Linked DNA regions of Mus musculus: region 2 is linked to region 1. Evidence: chromatin loops called from intact Hi-C (ENCODE). Cell type or tissue: gastrocnemius. All regions are shown on one strand.

What was found. Peaks named below come from ENCODE experiments on the same cell type or tissue, not always from the same donor. Only the 100,000 strongest peaks of a DNase experiment are listed, where the experiment ranks them.
Region 2: a loop joins it to region 1, with 2.8 times the contacts of the local background. A loop is called at or near these places in 2 of 42 quality-filtered maps.

The regions. Positions count from the first base shown.
Region 1 is chr8:70,791,637-70,799,636 of GRCm38, reverse strand. Mast3 (microtubule associated serine/threonine kinase 3) reads left to right here and starts at 7,204. Exons shown (of 26, transcript NM_199308.2): 1 at 7,204-7,411. The coding sequence starts at 7,323. It overlaps Mir7240 (microRNA 7240), which reads right to left and starts at 1,502; the gene lies at 1,445-1,502. In gastrocnemius, a CTCF peak has its summit at 4,065 (motif pointing right); DNase peaks (open chromatin) are centred at 2,139, 2,555, 6,694 and 7,161; H3K4me3 peaks cover 3,471 bases; H3K27ac peaks cover 3,078 bases.
Region 2 is chr8:71,469,947-71,477,946 of GRCm38, reverse strand. It overlaps Dda1 (DET1 and DDB1 associated 1), which reads right to left. Exons shown (of 5, transcript NM_025600.2): 2 at 5,830-5,910; 3 at 5,701-5,752; 4 at 4,111-4,172; 5 at 1,850-3,459. The coding sequence ends at 3,349. It overlaps Ano8 (anoctamin 8), which reads left to right. Exons shown (of 17, transcript NM_001164679.1): 17 at 1,026-1,928. The coding sequence ends at 1,562. Among named protein-coding and RNA genes, the nearest start is that of Dda1, 4.8 kb to the right of the region's middle. In gastrocnemius, CTCF peaks have their summits at 183 (motif pointing right), 1,143 and 4,693 (motif pointing right); DNase peaks (open chromatin) are centred at 1,407, 2,392, 2,799, 3,004 and 1 more place; H3K4me3 peaks cover 2,593 bases; H3K27ac peaks cover 2,287 bases.

The DNA.
Region 1 (8,000 bases):
CATCACAGAAGGCTGAAGTTACCAGGAGGACCCTGAGGCAGTGTGTAAGCAGGGAACAGGTCTTGACTGGGTCTTGGGAAGCTGATGTTGGGGTGCAGAGGGTGGGGCACTTCCTAGGTTGACCCCACACTTTTTGTCTCATTTCAGAAGGAGCTGAGTCTTCCACGACGGGGGCGCGGGTGAGTAATTGATTCAATGATTAATACAGCATTGCCTTCTCTCCTTCCATTTGTGCATCCATTGAGGCAGGAGATGTCATCCCAGAACCCCCTGGAGATTCTCTGTCTCTGCCTTGCAAGGCTGGTGTTACAGGTGGGCTGCTGTCATGACCCTGAACTCCTTATCATTAGCAACAATCGCTTTAACCACTGAGCCTTTCCCCAGAATCTCCTTCCTTGCCCTCACCCCCCAAAGAACACTTCTCAGGGCTGGAGAGATGGCTCAGCAGTTAAAAGCACTGGCTGCTCTTCCAGAGGTCCTGAGTTCAATTCCCAGCAACCACATGGTGGCTCACAACCATCTGTAATGGGTTCCGATGCTCTCTTCTGGTGTGTCTGAAGACAGTCTTCAGACACATATAAATAAATAAATCTAAAAACAAATAAACAAATAAACAAAACAAAACCCAACAACTTCCCACCTTGGGGTCCAGCCAAAACATAGTTGCCTGTGATTCCAGCAGCACCCAGGGAGCTGAGGTCGATTGACAGTTCCAAGCCAGCCTGCACTACATAAGATCCTGCCAAAAAACAAAACAAAACAAAACAAAACAAAACACAAACCAATATTTGGGGCCGTGACTCCAGTGTAGATGGCTTGTTCAAAGATTCGAAGGCCATAGGCTCCAGAGGTGGCTCAGTGGCTAAAGGCAATTTGCTGCCATGCTCCGGATGCATTGGCGGCCCCAAAAGTTGTCTTCAGACCTCCAGGTGTGTGCAGGGACAGACCTATACTAAATGAATAAGTGTAGAAAGAATTGATTCTCAGCACTGGGGGGAGGGTGCGATTATGAAATATTAACTTCTAACCCAAGTACATTGGAATGGGCTTGCATGACAAGAGACTCGCTTCCTTTTGGCGCCGGCCAACAGAATCTGTGATGCTGCCATCATCTGGGGAGCTCTGGAGCTCAAAGAACATTTTGTTCGGTGCGTCCCGGGTTTACAGATGGATAAACAAAGACTGGGGGAGGGGTTCACCTCCTGTTCGCTCCAGAGAGCAAACAACCTTGGACGCCCCATCTTTGAAAGTCGCGCATGTCTCAGTCGGAGGCTTACAAGTTTTTGAGCACCTGCCCGTTGGAGAAACAGGGGAAAGAGATGTTTCAACCCCTCTGGCGCCCCGGTTCTTAATGGGGGGACACAAAACGTGAAAAGTGTGTGCTCAGGCAAAATTAAATGGAATGAGACAGGCGCCCGGGTCATTTGGAGGAGGTGAGGTTTGGTGTTGGAGAGGACCAACGGCGGGCAGGGCAGGAGGAGTCCGACGGCGGTCCTCTCCAACACGGTCAATGTGTGGACAGTTCCAGACAGGGGGCCCAGGAGTGGAACCTGCTTTGGCAGTGAAGGCGGGGCTGGGCGAGGTAGAGGAAGAAACGCAGGTTCTGAGAACAGGGTCTCAGTCGCCCCAAAATCATGTGTACTACGGCTGGGGCAGGGCTGGACCTTGTCCTTAGTGCGTTGTGAGGGGCCGGGGACGGGAGGAGCGCAGTGCACCGACCTCGAGGGCAAAGTCGGGGCCAGAGTCCTCCAGGAGCTGCTAGCTCTGCCACCCGTGCTGTACGTGACTCGACCCCGGGCTTTCAGGGACCAGATCTGTAGGGGCGCGACGATGGGAGGGGACACGACAATGAGATCTCGGGTGGGAGATCCCAGGCCACAGAACCCAGGCCTTCTTCCCTCCCGGCCCGTGGCTGGGCGGCTGAATGTTCCGGAAACTGGTCAAAGAGGGTCAGACAGCAGCCCCCCAGGATTGCCCGCAGGTCTCTCTTTTCCGAGCGCGCACGCTCTCCAGAGCTGGGCGCTCAGCCCCGCCCCACCGCGCGAGGCTCCGCCTCTGTCCCTGCCCTCCACCACAGTTCTTAAGCGGTACCGCCCACAGACAGGCCCAAGAGCCAGAGTCCACACACACACACACACACACACACACACTCAGAGGCCCCGCCCACCACCTCACCCCCGCGCGACTGGGGTCCTGCAAGTTGCTTCCAAACGCCCAGCCCATAGTACACTTTTGAGGCCCAACCCCACCAGCCGCATCGGGCTCTGTTGTACTAGGCCCCGCCCTCTTCAGAGTCTCCTCTCTCCCAAGCCTCCCATAGCTCCGCCTCTCATTCTATAACTCGGTCTACACACCAGAATCCACGCCCACGTTCTTACTCAGGACCTCTCCAGAAGCTCAGCTCCTCACCTATAGCTCCCCTTGTAACTCCGCCCACACCTCATAGCCCCACCCGAACCTTGTAGTCCCGCCCCATCATCCTTTAGTTCAGCCCCGCATCTTTGTAGTACTGCCTATAGTCCTGCCCCTCGGTCCACCGTCTGTCCCGCTCCTGGACACGCCCCGTAACCCGTAGCCCCGCCCTGAGTCCCCGCCCCCGCCAGCCGCTGGTGCGCGCGTCCCTCTGTCCATAGTCCCAGCGCGTCTGCTCGCGCCCGGTGCCACCGGGCGTCGGTTCCCGCGGCGCCGCCATGAAGTCCCGCAGGGAGAAATTACTGATCCCCGCGCTGACGCTCGAGTGAGTACCGAGGCCCGAGCACCGCGGTACGACCCCTGGGAATCCGCGGGGGTCACGCCGGGTCGCCGCGGGGTCACCGCTCGCCTCTGTCTTGCAGTCTGTCGCCCAGCAGCCAGAGCCCATGCCTGTTGAGCCCCGGCAGCCCGTGCAGCCCGTGCAGCCCATCGCTGGGCCTGCAACCCTGGAGGTGAGTGGCGCCGCCCAGCACGCGCACCCTCCACCCGGGCCTTTCACACCCCCTCGCTGCCCCAGGCCTCAGTGTCACCCCCTTCTTGGCTTCACATCCCGCGGGAACACCCAGCCTCAGGCTAGAGCTGGACAGGTGTCCCAGGCCAGGTCAGAACTTGAGTCCAAGGACTTCTTGAGACAGGTGCTGGATTCCCAGGGCCCTGTTGGGTAGTGACCAGAAACTCCCTGTGGTCACACACAAACCCAACAGGCTGCACCAGACTGAAAATAGCCATTTCTGCTCTGATCATATTTCCTACTAAGGGAACTGAGGCTCAGAGACAGACCTGTTATGACCCCCTAAATCTGGAGGCCAGCTTGGCCACCACACCCCACTTAGAGTCAGCACCACCCTCTGTGACTCTGGGGCAGGTATCAGGGACTTGCCCATGTGAAAGTCAAGTCTTGACTTACCTGGGAGCCATTTACACCTTAGTATAAATGAGCTGCTTAGCACATTCCATAGATTTTGTAATGGGGAAGACAATATACTATGGAGTCCACACTGAATTTCTATTGGGTTACCTTCATTCCCTCAGCAAACGCCTACTAGGCACCTAACCAGTGTGCCAAGTAGAAAGTCCATAGTTGTGAACAAGTATGGCAGACATCTCCCTCCGAGGGTTCTCGTTTGGCTGGAGGAGGTGGCCAGCGAGCAAACAAGTGACAGTGTTCAAATGCTAACCCCTTGGGGAAGTGGATTGGAGCCATGGACAGAGCTAGGTGAAGGTAGCACTGGAGAGCTAGCACTGAGTGCAAAGGTCCTGAGGTAGCCTTTTGAGGGGAAGAAGGTCTTGTGGTGATTAGGACATCTGGAGGAAAGCTGGTCTGTCTGGAATGGGTTGCCCAGTGGGAGGTAGGCACTGCTGTTGCCACATTTCCTCAGGAGTGGGTGGAGGAGATCCAGGGCATCCTAGGAGACAGTGTGAGGTCAGATACATCTCTAAGTTCTTGGTTCCAACCCAGGGGAGGGCAGGTGAGAGGAAAGGGAGGGACCCTAAATTGGGGTTGCATGTGACTAAACAGCTTATACCTAGAAGAAATGGAGGCACTGCTGGGGACTGGAGCCCAGCCTACCAGGCAGCCACAGTTACCACCAGAGGGTGGCAGAGCCACTTTGCCTGTAGCCCCAGAGCCTTGAGCCTCTCACATTTACTGCCCTGTGCTGGAACAGAGTGAATGGGATTTGTCTGGCAACCATTTATACACCTCAGTATGGAAGAGCCCCTGTACTGTTGGAAAAAAGGTCCTCGAGTGTCCCATAATCCTTATGATGCCCAACCTTGTGCGACCCACCTGCCTCTCCCCATCTGTCCCCTGACATATCACTCTAAGGTGCATCCTCCGGAGTGCAAGCAGATCCCAGTGTTGGTGGAAGGAACACACCCTGCTGAGTGAGGACACCTTTCTGCGCCATTGTTGAGAGTTTATTTCCTTTACAACCTTGAGAGTCCCTAAAAGGCTTGGCCTGAATCTCTCTGCTCACACTGTATGCTCTGGGCAGGGCCCAGTATGCAGCAGATGTTTATTTGATGCTCTGACATTGATGAATAGAAAGCATGTAGAGGCCGGGATGGTGACAACGCCTTTAATCCCAGCACTTGGAAGGCAGAGGCAGGCAGATTTCTAAGTTCGAGGCCAGCCTGGTTTACAAAGTGAGTTCCAGGACAGCCAGGGCTACACAGAGAAACCCTGTCTCCTAAAAAAACAAACAACCAAAAAAACCAAAAAAAGAAGAAAGAAAGAAAGAAAGAAAGAAAGAAAGAAAGAAAGAAAGAAAGAAAGAAAGAAAGAAAGAAGGAAAGAAAGGAGAAAAGAAAAGAAAGCAGGTAGAGGGGCTCTGTTGGCCTTTAGGGTCAAAGGCCATCTTGACTTGACCCTACAGGCCACAGACTGCCCAGGGCCTTGGAGGCCAGGCTCAGAGGGAATGTACCTGGGGTGTGCAGGGTATGGGGGCTGGGGACAGTGGTCCAGCTATTTGGAATGTGGGAAGAGGTAACAGGATGGGTTGGCCAGATTAAGACATACCCAAGGCTTTGCCATTTAAGCAGTAGCAGAGAGATAAAGCAAAGTCCCCAGAGCAAGTCACAGGTGATGTTATGGCCTCTGCCCCAAGAGGGTTTCATCTAGAACCCCTCGGCAGAGGACCTGTGAGCAGGGACCCCTGTATGCTCAGCCTTGCCAGGCAGGCACTCTGGATAGTTGCATAGCCCAGTTCTTCAGAGTGGGAAACAGGCCAGGTGGGCTGCTAAGGCATTAGTCTGTGGCTGGGGATAAGGAAACAGCTGTGTATCAGGTGTGTCGTGGAGGTGTGTTCCCAGGCACAACAGTGGTGGGTGGCTCTTCCTGGAGGTGTATGAAGCCCAGGGCTCCATCACCATTTGTGTCCACAGTCAGGAGGCTTTGAGCTCAGTGCTCAGACCTGACACAAGGTGATCATGATCCTCTTGGTCACATGTGGCCACTTCAGGGCCTGTCCTTGTGACTCAGAACTTGGGCTCTAGCCACTCCCTTTCTCCAGGTCTTTCCATGATGTAGTCTTCAGCTTTTGTCCCCTCATGCCACCAGCTCCTCACTAGAGGCTTAACCCTCTATCCCAGCTTCTCAAAGGTCTTTCTTTGCTTTCCAGGACAGACATGGAGGCGCTCTAACACCATCCATGGCTCCCTGTTGCATTTTCAGTGAGCTCCAATCCTTATTGCAGCTGTGTGGTTAGCTCAGCGAGCACCCTCCTCCCCATCTGTGACACTCTTTCCCCATGCCCACTGATTCTCTTCTTTCTCATGGTCAAAATTATTATGTTGCCTGTCTGCTTGCCTTCTTTGCTATTTCTTGAGAAAGAAATATCGTCCAGGCTGGCCTTAAGTTCCTACCTGTACCCCTCAAGTCCTGTGACAACAGGTGTGTGTTACCACCTCCAAAAGTGTGGTGAGGGCTGGGATGGAGCCCTCCATGCCAGGCAAGCATTCTGCCAGCACAGCTATATCCCTCTTTCTTTGAAGTTACTCTTTGACATTCTTCATCTGTCTCCTTATCTGAGATCAAGGACTACCTTGAAGTCACCCCTAGATGTCCCAGAGGCAGGTAAACTGTAAGTGTTCAATAAATGTTTATCAAGTGAATAAATGACTGGATATGGGTTTGTGCTGCAGCCAGCAGCATGGGAAACGCCTGACGTGGCAAAGAGCCTGGAGGAGACGTGGCAGAGTCTCAGAGTGACTTGACAAGGATGAGTTGGGGAAAACCTGGGTGCATGTGCCTCAGTTTCCCCAGCTATCTTCTTGCACCAAATATAGGATCTGAGCTTCAAATCCGAGCAAGGCTCTGATCCGGTGTCTAAAAGTCCAGGGAGTCGGGTGCTGTCAGAATGACCACTGGCTACCTAGGACCTGGGGGAAAAGGACATATTCCTTTGGTTTGTAGTATATATGACTTATCGCCTTTGGTAATGGCTTTCGTGGCCATGCACACTGCGTTCATCGCAGACATCATACAGATGGGAAGGAAAGGGGAAGAGCCAGGCAGGGCTAACACCTCCAAGTCAGAGGGCAGACCCGTCACAGCCTGCACTACTAGCACCGCCAAAGCTCTACTCCGCCGTCCAGGCCCTAGCAACGCCCCACCTGCTTGTTGTGGCCCTAGCGACGCCCCGCCCTCACCGCGCAGTGCCCTAGCAACGGCCAGGTAGCCCCGCCCCCCCAATGCTCAGAACCATAGCAAAGCCCTGCCTGGGCTGCTGAGGTCCATAGCAACGCCTCGCTCTCCTGTCAGGGTGCCTCTCCTGGTGCTTAGAGCTCTAGCAACAACCTGCCTGTGTTGCTGAGGTCCATAGCAACGCCCCGCCCTTGCTACCTAGAGCCCTAGCAACGGCCAGGTAACCCCGCCCCCTATGCTCAGAACCCTAGCAAACCCCTGCCTGTGCTGCTAGGGGGCCTAGCAACGCTCACGTTAGTCCCAGAGCCCTAGCAACGTCCACTACGCCGCGCCGATCTGCTCGGGGCCCTAGCAACGCCCCGCGCTGTCCCTCAAGGCCCTGGCAATGCTGGGCACCGACAGGCGGGTTCTAACTGCGCTCCATCCCAGCGCTTCCGGCAGAGCTGTAGCAACAAAAGCTCCTTAGTTGGGGACCCTAGCAACGCCCCGCCTAGCACTGTAGCAACGCCTCGCCCCCCTTCCTCCTCCATCACGACGCCACGCCCCCTCAGGCTCCGCCCCGTGACTGGGCGGGGCTCCCAGCCGGGCTTCCTCCTTGCTACCGCGCGCGCTCCTTGTTGCCCGCGGCCACTGGGCCGCTCTACGGGGCTCAGGCCGAATCCGGCCGATCTGGCCGAGGCCCGGGCAGACGGAGGGCGGCAGCATGTCCGACCCCAGCTACTGGACCGCGGTCGCGGCCCCGGGGCACCGCAGCCGCCTGGCCAAGGGTGCGCTGCTACAGCGTTCCAAAAGGTAGGGACGGCTTGGGGCGCAGGGTCTAGCTGTGGACGCCGGTATTTGAACTTGGGACTCGGGCCTTGCAAAGCGATGAATTTGGGAAGAATGAAGCAGTCTGTTCTGGACACTCAGCGGAAATGTTGGCGCAGATGCAAATACTCATGGCCCAGACTGACGAGTGGGTGGCAGGTCTACAGCCAAGAAGGCATGCTTCTCCTCGGCCCAGGTCCTCCTTTGCAAGGCACAGAGGCCAAGAGAGATGGTGCCTCAACTGTCGACCCAGGTTCTAATTGTAAGATAGCTTTTACCGTGCGGTGTGACTCCAGGTAGTTCTTCAACCTCTCTGTGCTTGTGTTTCTCTGTATTTAGGTTAGCATAGTTGGGAAAAGTCTGAGATGCAAGGACCCTGAGTGCTCGATCCAAAGCTTCGACTGGGCCTTGAGATAGTGTGGTGCCTACCATGGCTTACAGGCCTTTTAGAGCAAGGAACAGTGTAAGCAGTTGGCATTTAATGTGTGCTCAAGTGAGATGATCCAGGTTCTCTGAGGCGTCCAATATGGTTGTTTTCAAGGTCTTGTCTAAGCATAAGGGAAAGGAACCAACC
Region 2 (8,000 bases), 680 kb before region 1:
ATTCGCAGCCTCTCAGTTAGCTGGGACCTCAACTACGGGACACGGTGCCTCCGCAGAGCAGCTCCCATATGGCATTCCCAGCGACTCATCCCAAGACTTTCTTGTTTGCATTTATTTAACTTTACGGGATGCGTCTTTTGCTTGCATGTGTGCATGTGCACTGTGTTTATACAGTGCCCTTGGAGACCAGTAGAGGGCGTCGGATCCCCTGGAACGGAAGTTACAGATGGCTGTGAGCTGCCATGTGGGTCCTGGCAAGGAAACCGGGCTCCTCTTAACCACTGAGCCATCTCTTCAGCCCCCAGGAGGGTGTGAGCGAGCGTATAGAAAAGCAGGATGCCACTGTAGAAGGGACCAGAGCATCCATGCTTGTGGGTCCAGGACCCAACCCCTATGGATACTAAGGGATGACTGTAGCTTGCGCTCACCGCAGTGGGTGTTGTCTTGATTCTTGACGCCACAAGCTCTTAAGAATGTTCATTCTTCAGCTTGCCAGTCCGCCTCTAACAAACTCCTCTGCAAACCGCATGAAGGGCCAAGGAACTGCACCTTCTAGGGAAGACTTAGGAAAGTGTCCAACCAGGAGACAGGATTTTAGGCTGTCAGTCTACCTGAGTCACATCCCCACTCCTTCAGGGCGGGATTCTAGGCTGTGGCTCCACTGCTGGTCCTCATCAGTTCCAAACTGAATTTTAGTTAATTTATAATGAGTGGTGGCTCATGTCTGTGATCCCAGCACTGGGGAGGGTGAGGCTGGAAGATTCAGAATTTGGGCTACACCGTGAAACCCTGTCTCAAAAACAAAGAAAGGGAAAGGGGTGGGTAGATTCTCCTGAGAAAGCCCCAGCAGGTCTAATAGCCTCCCCATCCCCTTCTCTCTGAGCAGCAGCCCCGAGTTTCCTTGTCTTCTCTCAGTTCCTCAGGCACTGGGGGGGGGGGGGGGGGGATGGGGTGGGGCGGCTGGTCAGGGGTTCGGAGCCTGGTCGTAGTCGGCTCTCAGCCCGCCTGTCTCCCCCAATACGCAGCGGCACGAGCGGCAGGCGCAGCAGCGCTTTCAGCAGCAGCAGCGGCGGCGGCGCGAGGAGGAGGAGCGGCAGCGGCACGCGGAGCAGCAGGCGCGGCGGGAGCGCGACACGGGAGGCCGCGAGGAGGCGCGCGCGGAGGCGCCGGGTCCTGACCCCGTGGCGGAGCGGGGCGCTGCCAAGGCCAAGGGCAGCGAGCGGCCCCGACGGCCCGGAGCGCTGCTGCCACCCGGACCTGTGCTGCGGCTGAAGCAGATCATCCCGTTGCAGACTCGGCCGCCCGCGCCCACCGGGTGCGCGCCCCCGCCGCGCTCGCCCGCGGACACGCGCCTGCCCGCCTTCCTCAGCCTGCGCTTCCTCAAGGCTCCGGAGCGAGGCCCGTCCCCGCCGCGGCCCGGGAAGCTGTTCGCATTCTCGGCGCGCGAGCCCTCAGCCAACGGGGCCCCCGGGGGCGGCGCGCGCGCTCACAGGAGCGCCGGGGACGAGCCCGCGGCCGCCGAGCCCGAACCGCGGCCGGAGGACGCAGGTCACAGGCCTTAACCGGGGCGCGCGTCGCGAGGGCAGTGGGCGCCGTGGGGCCCTGCGAACCGCGCTCTCCCTCCGCAGGGTCCGCCTCGCCTCCTGCTGGCTGTTGGCGCTGGGACGCGCCCTGGGGCTGCGGCGACAACCCGCCCCGTGTCCCCGCGGATGTCCCAGCGGATGCCCCTGCACAGCCTGCCTGCTGGCCCACAGCCCGCCACTAGCCCCGCCGCGCCCCTGCCGTTCTCCCGACCAGGATGGGGGCCTCGAGCAGACCCCCCACAATACAGAAAAATACACAGGATGGGCGGTTATTTATTTGTTTTTAATTTATTTTGTCATATTTTTGTAAAACGGCAGAAATGCAATAAAATGTCTATTTCAACAGTGCTCGAGGTCAGAGCAGTGAAGGGGCCTTGCCAGATCCGTGGCTGGAGGCTGAGCACCCTAGTTCTCCCAGAATGAGGCCTCTAGGAGGTCCAGGTCCTCTCTGGTCTGGGTCCAGATACACATGGCACTCCACACCTCAGCCAGATGTGACATGGTTCACTCATAGGGGTGCCCAGGACAGAGGTTCTGCACCGGGAGCAGCCTGCTGAGCCTAGACTCAGGTCATATGGCCCACCTGCAGGAACCTGGGTGGTCCAGGTGACTCCCAAGAATGCACAGTAGTAGCACAGCAAAAGGCAATCATAGGAAGGCAGTTGGAATTCAGACCAAGACCTGAGAGTGGGAGAAACTTCTGCCTGTATCTGAAAGGGGAGAGGCCTTCAGAGGCAGACACAGGGAGCAGCTCCAGGAACGGTACCGTGGAGGATTCTGGCCAGGGCATCCCAGGGTTTAATAGGGCACGGCGGCAGTTGCCAAGTCACAGCATGAGGCTGAGATGCTACTAGGGCCATACCAGGCCCAGGTCAGTAGGGCCACAGCCAAATAATAATGGCCCCCAGTGAACACAGACACCGTTAGCCTTCACAAGTATGCAGGGTCCTCAGAACCCCATCCTTGCAGTGAGTACCATGCTACAGCTGAGGGTGCACAGCCACTCTACCAGTCCAGGTAGTTCCCCCATATCCCAATGATAATGTGGCCACCTCAGCCCTGCAATGTTCTCGAGTGGCCAGATGGATACCAGTGCTGGAGGTTGGCGGGCCTTGCACATGATACCCAGTGGTGGGTGGCTGTTGGTTAGCCCCGTGGTACTATCCTGGGCTCAGTCTCCCAGGGGACCTGGCCCCAAGGACCCCAGGCAGGGGTTGGTTCCTACAGGTCCCAGTGGCTCCGGCCAAAGTTTGCGGAGCAAAGACGCCGTGTGGAGTAGGAAAGGTCCTTTTATTGGGGTGGACGTGGAGCACGGGCTAGTCCATGATAAATGATGTAAAAGAAAGATCCAGAGGAGCCAGCTCTTTCCTGCCCTGGCACGGGCTCAGAGTGAGGCCTGGGCACAGGAGGACCCGGAGGACCTGCAATCCGGCCAGGCCTGTGGGTAGGAAGGAGCGAAAGGCCGCTCGGTGTGTTGGGGGACCAGCCCGCCCTGGGCTCTAGACTCTGGCGAGGTCTCGCTGTGGGTGGCCGGGTGGGGGGCACCACTGTGCTTTAAAAAGCATGTACTGATACCTCGCGGCTGGGCCTGGTGTCCCTTTAACCAATGCTTGACACGAGTTACAGCATAAATAAAAACTCAAGGAAAATAAATACATGGATCCTATGCGGTTGGAGGGCGCGGGCTGGATGTAGGAGGCGGGCCGCGCTTACACACGCGGGTGGGAGTGGACAGAGCTGACAGATGAGGGGAGATGCACAGGACCTAGGTGTCCTCCGGCATGTCGGGGCTGTCGGTCCGGGCCACCTTGCGAGGTGGCGCTGAGCTCTCGCCCTCCGCCTCCACCTGCTCTTGGTCTCTCTTCTTGGCAGCATTCTGGAGGTGGGGGAAGGGGAGAGAGTCTAAGGGTGAGGACAGCATCCGGGCAGCCAGTGGCATGGGTCTTCCCCCCACCTTTTTGAGACAGAGTCTCTACATAGCGTTGGTGTCCCAAAACTATGTAGATCAGGCTAGCCTCAAACTCAGAGAACCTCCTTTTAGCATCTGGAGTGCTGGGATTAAAGTTGTGCATCTCTGTCAAAGACCTCTTCTCAAAGGCCTAGAGGGAGTCATCAGCCAGCCACCTGGGGGCACCCTGCAAGGTACCCAGGCAGGGTGGATGGATATGTTTTTTTACACAATATCTAAATTGGCTGTGGTGGCATAGGTCTATAGACTACCACCTGGAAGTCAAGAGGCAGGAGGATCACTCTAATAAGTATGAGGACATCCTGGGCTCAGTGAGACTTGTGTCAAAAACAAAAAAAAACCAAATTCATGGTTTCATGTACTTCAAGCTGACTCAAAACCCTGCCTCTCGGCTTCCTGAGTGCTGGGGTGACAGTCATGTACCAGGTGGGCAGGACCCAGGCTGTGCAGTGCAGAATCCTGTCTCTTACATACCCACTGTCCTGGTCACCTAAAGAACTCCTACTCAACCCTCAAGGCTCCCACTCAAATATCCCCAGTCCCCAGAAAGAACCTTGCCTTTTTATCCCATTGCTGGTGCAGGTACCGCAGAAGTATGTTCGTCTTTTCTGTCACAATGACTGAGAAGCAAAGAGAGAGAGTGAGTCTAAGACCTGCACCTTGGCCTCCTGGCCTGCCTTGCCAGAAATGGAGCTCAAATTCAGCACTACTATCTTAGAAATGTCTAAAGATTGGCATTTCTCTTCTGAGTACAGAGCTCCAACTCTGCCTCAGCCTCCACTGCCCTGAGAACCCCCATTAGGCTCTGAGGCTAGGACAGCCTGTTTGGAACATGGCCTCAGTACCAAAGATGGAGCCCAGGCTCCAGGACACAGGCTAGCACTCGGCTGAGGTTACCTCCTGTCTGCTTCTGTATTCTCCCAGGGTCCATCCAAGGTGGTGAGACACCAGGGAAGAAATTCGAGGCAACAGCGAGGTTTGGGTACTGGGGACAGAACCCGTGGCCTCACCCACGGCAGGGAACTATATTATGCATGAGCCTTGCCCTCTTTCCTGGTTCCTAAAAAGATCCATTTTGTTTTTAAGAATTGATTTTGATTATTTTAAATTTGTGTGTGTGTGTTTGGGGGGGGGGGTGTTGTGCATGTCCCAGGAGGCCACAAGAGGGCGTTGTATCCTCTGGAGCGAGAGAGAGATACAGGGTGTTCATGAGGCACAGCAAGATGCTGGGGTCTGGACTTGGGTCCCCTGCTGCTGCAGCAGCAATAAGTGCTAACCCTGAGCACATAGATGGCCCTTGCTGGGCTAGGTGGGGGTACACACTGGGGGAGCTGTCTCTCTCCTCTACTAGGAGACTGAATCAGCCTGGTGGTGGACATCTATACCTCCTGAGCCGTCTCCTGGACATCAGACTATGTGGTTTATTTTTTTGAGACCAGGTATCACTCTTGCTGTCCTCAAGCTCACTCTATAAACCAGGCCGGCCTCAAACTCACAGAAACCCACCAGCCTCTGCCTCCCTAGTGCTGGGCTTAGAGGTATGCACCACCAAGCCTGGCTTCCAGATTCTTTCTTGACAGTTAAAACCACCAGCCCCTTTTCTCCTACGCCACAGCACAGGACCTGGACAACACTGCCCACAGGCCAAGCAGAATCATGGCCCTCACCATTTCCGTGCTTTTTGAGCATCCATGTGGGTACACATGTGCCTCGGACTGTGTGTGTGGGGGGCAGAGATCAACCTTGGTACTAGCCCTCACCTTTGCCTTGTTGATGAGCCTTCATTCTTTGCTGCACAGGCTGGCTGGTCCTAGACTGCTGATTCCCATTACAGACTGCAGCTGAGGCACCTGGCTCTCACATGAGATCTAAACTCATATTTAAACTTCTGATCCTGCTGCCTCAGCATCTAGAGCGCTGGGATAGCAGGTGGGCTCATCTTGCCTGTTTCATGTGCTGCTATGCTGGGGTGGAGCCCCGGTTTATGGTTTTGATATGCAGACAGCAGGAGAGAGCAGGGCAGTCAAGGCTGAGGAGAGCCAGTGTCTGCTGCTCCTAGGCACAGTGGGCTGTTGTCCCCAGGATAACCCCTTACCCCTCCACAGGCCCTTCCTAGCTGTGCGGAGGGCAAAGCCCTACAGTACTCACTCTGTTCTGACGGGTACTCTCGGGTCGGCAGGTATACTGAGGGACGGCGGTTCTGTGGATGGGGAGCGGTGGGTTAGCTGGCAACCCTCATCCTCAGGACAGTGACGCCACCCCCAGCCCCACACTCACCGAGGCCTTGCACACAGAGTCCGCGTGGAACCTGCTGAAGTTGCTCTTGTTGTAGACGGGCAAGCCTTTCAGAAAGTCTGCCTGGAGACAGGGGTGGCTGTGAGACCTCCAGTGCAGACCAGGGTACACCCATCTGGTGCTATGTATGTTTGTGTGAGGGACGGTGTATGGGTGTTGCTGTTTGTATGTGTGCGCGCGCATGTGCGCACACGCTCAGAAGACAAGATATTCAGGTCACTTTCCCCTTCCAGGTGGGTCTGTCTGTCACCAGGCATAACTGTAAACACTTTACCTGCTCTCTATCTCACTAGCCCAGAAGCTGTTTAAAGTTATACTTCCTCTGGGCACAGCAGTGCCTGCCTGCCTGCCATCCCAACATCCATGAGACTAAGACAGGGGGATTACTACAAGTCCCAAACCTGCCTGGGCTACAGAGTGAGACCCTATCTCAAAACAACAACAAAGCAATACTGAAGCCAGGCAGTGGTGGTAAATGCCTTCAGTCCCAGTGCTCAGGAGACAGTGTTTGAGGCCAGTGGGTCTACAGAGGGAATTCCAACAGCCAGGGCTACACAGAGACACGGTGTATGTATGTGTGTGTATGCACATGGAGGGGGGCAATAATGAGAGAATACTTCAGAAGATGGGCATGGTACCCACCTGCTGTCCCAGCTCAGGGTGGGAACAGAGACTGGAGGGTCTGTCAGCTTGAGAGCTGCCTGGCCATGGTCACAACACCTTGCCTCAAAAAGTCAATGTGGACTAAAGTTACAGGCATGTGAATGGCCAGCCAGGCCTGCTTCTGGGGAGCCCCAGGCCTGGCCTGGGTAGGGGTGGCCCACTTTATACCCACAGAAGGAGCTGGCTGCTATTGGAGAGGGTCCTGTAATTGTCTTCATTCTGCTTTACTTGGGGAGGCAGCCAGGATGTTTACCAACTATCACTCGGGTCTGGGGAGGGGCACCACGTGAACCACAGTTAGTGTGCCCTGCCCTGACATGTCACCATGTGTGCTATCATGTGCCTGCCAGTGAGCAATGGCATCCACCAATGTACAGCCGGGCACAGGCCCCCAGTACTGCTCCCTGTGACATTCCCGAGGCCCAGGCCTGGGATGCTCCAATAATGCAGAGGTGCTGTGCCAATGGCCCACCCCCTCTGCAGGCCTGGATCGTGGCTAGGCAGCCTCAGTGTCTCTGTTCTCCGCCTTTAATCGGCTGCTCTGGCTCAAAAAAGGAACACACCAGACCACCCAGGGTGCAGGTTTCAAAGTTCCCTCCCCACACCCCCAGGCCAGAGCACTGCTATAGACATGGGGCTCCAGAACCAAGGTACCTGGGTCCATTAGCCTAGAGGGTGTTATGTGTGGCTTGGTAGCAAAAGCTAGGCTAGTGTGGGGTCCAGGCAAGTCTGGGGCAGCCATGCAGAAGACTGTCTTGTTCTACTTATGCCCCCCACAGCTGTCACCCCAGTACTTGGGAGGTGGAAGCAACAAGATGGGGGCTGGGGGAGCGCAAGGCTAGCAGAGATCCCTCAGGTTAAGGCATGAGTGTGTACCTGTCTGCATTTCTAAAGGAAGACAGAACCTCCTCCTGTGAGCTAATAAGGCCTCAAGACATAGGTGTAAACTCCCCCATGGGCCTTTGAGGTCAAGGGAAGCCACACAGGCAGAGGTGCAGCTGATGCAAAGGTCCTGGGACAGAAGGGACTTGGGAACCAGAGGAAGTGGCCACTAGGAAAGGGCTAAGCAGGTGGGGATGAGGTCACAAAGCAGGGTGCTGCCCATGAAAGGAAGCCAGGCACAGACTCACCACAGGGGGGTTCAAGGATGCCTGATATGTTAGAAAGCGCACAAAGTGTCCTTTTTGAAAACCTGATTCTAAGTAAATTAAAGATGGCCAAAGGGCTGGGATGGGAGAGGGTAGGGAGGAAGTGGAACAGGCCTCTGGAAAGCACAACTCTCCCTGTCTAGAAACTCTTCTGTGGGGTTCACTACCTATTCTCCAGGGTGCGGGCTGGCATATGGGGTCTGGACTCATCATTGCCCAACTGTGAGGGATGGCCACTGCCTCAGGTCACAGATGGGAACCCCAATCCCAAAGAACCACGGAAGCCTCAACCCCGGAGCAGGTTTTGAACTCCCAGCTGGTTACAGGAATCACGTCACTTGA